Linked DNA regions of Mus musculus: region 2 is linked to region 1. The links are chromatin contacts, found by POLR2A ChIA-PET in ENCODE. All regions are on one chromosome and are shown on one strand. The core of a region is the stretch at or near the end of the contact, and the rest is flanking DNA. Distances in the headings are between cores, read along the strand shown. Region 1 holds the start of Zc2hc1c (zinc finger, C2HC-type containing 1C). Region 2 has its middle 15 kb from the start of Pgf.

Region 1 (2,700 bases), core at 8-2,507:
AGGATTAAGTAGGCAGGAGGACTAACTAGTGCTAACCATAGACTAAATAGGGAGCCTGTCTCAAAACAAACAGCAAACAAAACAAAACAGAAGAGACTCCAGTGGGATCCTAACACAGAGAGAGACAGACCCAGGGATGGGAAGGGGAACTTTTCTTGCACAAGGAAGTTATGTATACTTGAACACTAGAGATTCAGGGGGAGAGTATGGAAACGAGTTAGAAAAGATGTATGGGAAAACCCATAGAAGCTGACTGAGGCAGGGTCCTAGTCCGTGGGAAACCTCTGCAATGTGGAGAAGGCCGAAGAGCCAACTGGGAATGAAAAGAATGACTGACAATCTGCCCTAGAGAGTCCACCAAGGAATTTTTTTTTGTAGCGCATAAAAGCTGACATCTGATCTGTTGTATTAACGAGACTGCTGTCTACTTTATTTCCCACGTGCTCGAATCTTCTGTGTAGTTACAAGAAAAACGGAGCTATCTGTTCCAAAACAGCTTATCCAAATGAACTGAAGCACGAAGAAGACAAATAAACTCTCTTCTGTTGTCAAAAAGTTACAGAGGACCATTTAATGTTGAAATCAAGTTATGTTCATTACTGTTGATCTGGTTGTTAACTTTATTATTGTTACTTTTGGCTGAGTCATTCCTGGGCCCTAAGTAGTAACGGTCACGTGAGAGTGAAACGTTATAATAGCAAAATGATTAGATTGGCCATAGAAACTACCCTGGGACTATAACACGTAGTGAAATAATAGTAAAGCTAATATAATAGCAAGCGCCAAAGCATTGCGAGGGAAGACAGCCCGGAGCATGTAGCCTGGAGCTCTTACATAGCCCTACCTGGGGCCTGAGCGCAGTAGCCGAGCGCACTCAGAAGGGTGATCAGCAGTCCCACTCCCGCTAGCTGGACAGACTCCCGAATCCTGGGGCGGGATGATTCCGCAGCCCATCTAGGGGCTCCACCCTTCTCCAGACAAGGGCACACCCTAAGGTCTGGGAGCTTCATTCTCGGAGAAATCCAAGTTCTTCTTTGATGTAGCCCCAGAAAAACCTCTCCAACCCCTCCCCAAGGGAAACGCTGATCTGAGCTGCGGAGTTGGCTGCACCTCGACAAGTGACCCGACTGCACCCGTACTCCACCTCCCTTCCCTCCTCCCCTCCCCACCTCCCTCCCCACCTCCCTCCCCACCTCCCCGCACTCCCTCCACCACCTCCCTCCGTCCCTCCAACCCAATCTGCCCCGGCGGCTTTCGGATTGCTTGTGGACTGCGCCTGCGCACATCTGGAGCTAAAAGTTCTCAACCAGAGGCGGTGCTCTGGTCTCCAGGCAACGGGATAACAGAGGTGGACAGAGAGCGCCTGCGTGGACGGCGGTTGGGTTTAGTCAGGTGTGGAAAACTAGGTCTTGGGGATTTTCCCTGAGCTGGAGCGGCCCCCGAGCGCCTCAGGTACGCCGAAAGGGGAGATACTGAGACCTCCCGAGGGGTTGGAGAGTGAGAGTTTATCCCTAGAGGCCGGGTCCCAGTAAGGACTCCCGTTTGACCCTCTGGGACAGAACATGACTCTGGAGTTCCGGATCCAAAGCGGGCTGGGGCGCTCAGGTGTCTGTCACCCCCTCTCCCAACACACTCTCTTTACAAGCCTGGTGCGGTTTGAGCCATAGAGCATCTTTGCATGAGGGCTTGACAGCCGGGCACCTGCTTCAGGCCCGGGTGGCTCGTGCTCTTTGTAGTTTGTAGCAAGGGGAAAGTCCAGGGAGTGCTTTGGGCCAGGCCCTGTCGCCAGGCCACTGTTCTCACCCCGTAAAACCGTGGGACTGGACTCAGAGCGGCCTCTGCAATTTACAAGAACCCGGGGCTGGTAAGAGCAGGTTGCCTGTTTTGTGTCACGGACGACCTTCTATCTAAAGCTTTTCCCACCCATTCCATAAATGGTGTAGAGCAGGTCATCTACAGGCCTGGAGGAAAGTCAGTGGCAGAACACCTGTGTCACGTCCATTCTTTGGTCCTCGGGGCTTAGCAATGTCTGGCCTGGCACATAACCATCACTCCCTAAATGCTTATTGAAAGAATGTCCTGGCAGAGCCAACACCACAGTCCCGAGAAACGTTTAAAGGGAATGTGGGTAGGGCAAATGGACAAACAGTTTACTCTAGCAGCCGGGAGTGAACCTCAGACAAATTCTTCACATGTATCTGCTTTAAATCTCCCCTAGGCTTCGGTCCAGGCACTGAATGGCTGGTCTCCAGTTGGCTCCACATCTGCCTGTGGGCGTTATGTTCCCACATAATAAAACAGAAGCTCCTGGACTCCACTCAGCTAAGCACGACCCTTACGAACAAAGTGACTCTTCCCAGCGGCCCTCGATGGGACATTTGAGGAATAGTTTCCAGTCGAAGCTTTGGAGCAACACAGAAATGGAGCAGGAGGACGAGGTCTCCACCCGCCCCAAAAGGAACGTCTGCACAAAAGCCCGGAGGCACTCCTGTCCCCACAGTGCAGGAATCAGGCAGCAAGGCTCAGGGAACAATGCCCAGGGCCAAGGAAAGGGTCTGTTTTACTTGTCTAGTCCGACACCCCGGTATCCCAAAGCAAATGACCAGGACTTCATTCCCTTTAGGAGGAAACGAGTGGGAGTGGATCGGGCTTACCCACTGAAACCCATGGTCCACCGGAAGTCACATAGTACAAGTGATG
Region 2 (2,700 bases), core at 25-2,524, 96 kb before region 1:
CATACACACACACAAACTGATATACACACATACATATAACACACACAGATACACAAACTGATATGCACACTCACACATATATAACATACACACATACACACACACAAACTGATATACACACATACATATAACACACACAGATACACAAACTGATATGCACACTCACACATATATAACATACACACACACAAACTGATATATACACATACATATAACACACAGAGACACACACACACAAACTGATATACACACATACTGATATATACACTCACACATATAACACACACAGATACATACACACAAACTGATATACACACTCACATACATGTAACACACACACACATGCCTCACAGGCCTGTTGAATCAGAATCTGAACTTTACTAAGATTCTTGGGCAGTTCTTGTACACATTAACGTCGGCGTGTGTCACTATTTTGTTTTCATGGCTACATACTCAGGAAGGATGTGTTCTATGATGAAAATGTACCTGTCCAAGTCTTTCCCACAGCTGGGTATTCAGGTCTCGTCCGTCGTTCTCTCATTTCTTGTCAATGCTGTGTGCGGCCTGTGTCCCTTAAATTCTGTTTGTTTATTTTCTTTTCAGGACAGGGTCTCATGTAGCCCAGGCTGGCTTGAACCTCTGATCCTCCTGCTTCTGTATCCTGAGTGATGTAATTACAAGCACGTAGCACCACACTCAGTTTTATGCTTGAGCTCAGCATAAGCCTTGCACACACATTGTTAGGTATTCATCGTGCCAACAGAGCTCCCCTTTAAATTCTTAAAGTGGGCTTTTTGAGTAAAAAGTCTTAAAGTTTTGAAGGGGGTGGGGTGGATAGGGATATAGTTCAGGTGATAGAGTGTTTACCCAACACATGCAGAGGCCCTAAGACCCTTCTGTTCTAGTGCTGTTGTGGAAAAGGGGCTCAGTTTACCTTTCTGGAACTTTCCACACTGCCAGGCCCTGGTAATCTTGTATCTTTTAGCCAGCAGATGCACGAAAGCTTTACCTCAGAGCTGGTGCTGGCCCACCAACTCTCTAGTGCTGGGTCTTGACTCATCAGGCTGACATTTCTCTGTGTGATCACTAGCCATTCCATCGCGCCTGGCTACTCGTCCACTGCAAGCCCACCAAGAGAGCGAGAGATGCTGCCAGGGAAGAGAGCCACGCCCAGCCTTGGTACAGAGTCTGACAGATAGACGACATTAGTGTTGCCGTCTGGCTGAAGCACAGTGAGCGAGAGCCAAAACGCAGACTGAGCCTCGTGCAGAGTCCAGGCTCCAACACCAGTACCCAGCCAAGGCCACACCTCCCGGTTTGGCAAGGTCTGGGGGTCTGCCGCCACCCAGGCAGGGCACCCTGTGGTTCACCAGACCAGCAAGCAGGCCAGCCAGGTGTGCCGGGAGGGGGCGGGCGGAGCAGGCAGCCAGGACAATTCAGGGAAGTGGCCCTGTGCTTTTCAGAGGCCTGCCCCAAGAAGCTTTGTGAATCACCCACTAGCCACAGTTATGGGAGGGGGGGACGAGGCAAGAGGAAGTGAGGCGCTTACTCAGCCCTCTAACTGCACGTGGCTGTGTTTGCTCCCTGTCCCCTCCTCCCTGCCACACAGCTGGGGGAAGCAGCATCGGGAGGAAAACGGGAGGAAACGGGAGGGGGGTCACACCCTTCCCCCATCTCCTGCAAAGCTGCACCTGTGCCCCACCGACCCTGCCACCTGTTGCTCAGCTGAGTGAGCAGGGTGAGTCTGGTTCCCAGTTCCAGGCAACAAAGCCTGGAGAGGCTCATGGAGTGGGCAGGCCTGAAATCGACCGTATCCTACATCATGGGCCTTCCATTGTCTAACTTGATCACTCGAACTCTGTGTTCTCTCTCTGGCAAACAAGAAAATAATAGCTCAGAGAATGTGCCAACCTGGAGGTGACAACCTAAAGATGCGAGGGTCTCTGCTGGCAAGCCCTTTACACAGTAGATCAAAGCTGAGCAGGTGGTTCCTTCACTAAAGTGCTCGCCGTGAAGACTGGAAGGCCCGAGTTGGAGCCTCTAAACTCAAGTGAAAAATCAGGGCATGGCAGTGCCTACCTGCGATCTCAGCCCCAGAGAAGACAGGCCAATTCCTGGGGTTTGCTGGCCGGTCAGTCTCGCTGAACTGGTGAGCTCCGGATTCAATGGAAGAACTCATCTCAGAAAATAAGATGGGGTGGCTGAAGAGGTATGTCAGCAGTTAGGACTACTCATTGCTCTTCCAGAGGACCCGAGTTTAGTTCCTTGCACCCATGCTGGAAAGCATCCAACTACTTGGAACTCCAGCTCCAAGGGATCTGATGCCTTCTGGAGTCCTCGGGCATACACACGGTGCTTGGCATTCATTCCTGAAGCTATACCACATGCACATATGTTATGTGTCCCTCCACCTGTGCACATACACACACACAGACAATGGGGCACGAGCGAGATTAGTAGGTACAATAGCAGCTCATTACTAGATGAGAAGAGGCATAGATCGGCGAAGGAAAGCACTTGCTCTAAGTCAGACAGACTCAACCTCAGTATTTGATGCCAGTGCTCACATTCTTAACGGCTCCTATCTCACCGGGTGACCCTTTCAAAGCTCAGTGGGCAAAAGGAAGGCCCAGTGTCCTCTGTAGACTCTGCTCTTAGCCTCCCATCTTCCACGTGAGACCCGCAAGCTGCCTGTGCGGT

The links. ChIA-PET counts read pairs that join two places held with the same protein, here RNA polymerase II (POLR2A).
Region 2: POLR2A ChIA-PET joins it to region 1 with 12 read pairs in Patski. The contact joins the enhancer-like site here to the promoter of Zc2hc1c in region 1. POLR2A ChIA-PET finds 5 or more read pairs at or near these places in 4 of 5 experiments (Patski and embryonic stem cell).

The regions. Positions count from the first base shown.
Region 1 is chr12:85,287,334-85,290,033 of GRCm38, forward strand. Zc2hc1c (zinc finger, C2HC-type containing 1C) reads left to right here and starts at 1,258. Exons shown (of 3, transcript NM_172414.4): 1 at 1,258-1,452; 2 at 2,219-2,700. The coding sequence starts at 2,238. It also overlaps a transcript of Acyp1 not described here.
Region 2 is chr12:85,191,339-85,194,038 of GRCm38, forward strand. No RefSeq gene overlaps it. Among named protein-coding and RNA genes, the nearest start is that of Pgf, 15 kb to the left of the region's middle. Within about 2 kb of position 1,275, at least 2 of the 3 ENCODE cell types and tissues checked have a DNase peak (open chromatin) inside an H3K27ac peak, as active enhancers do.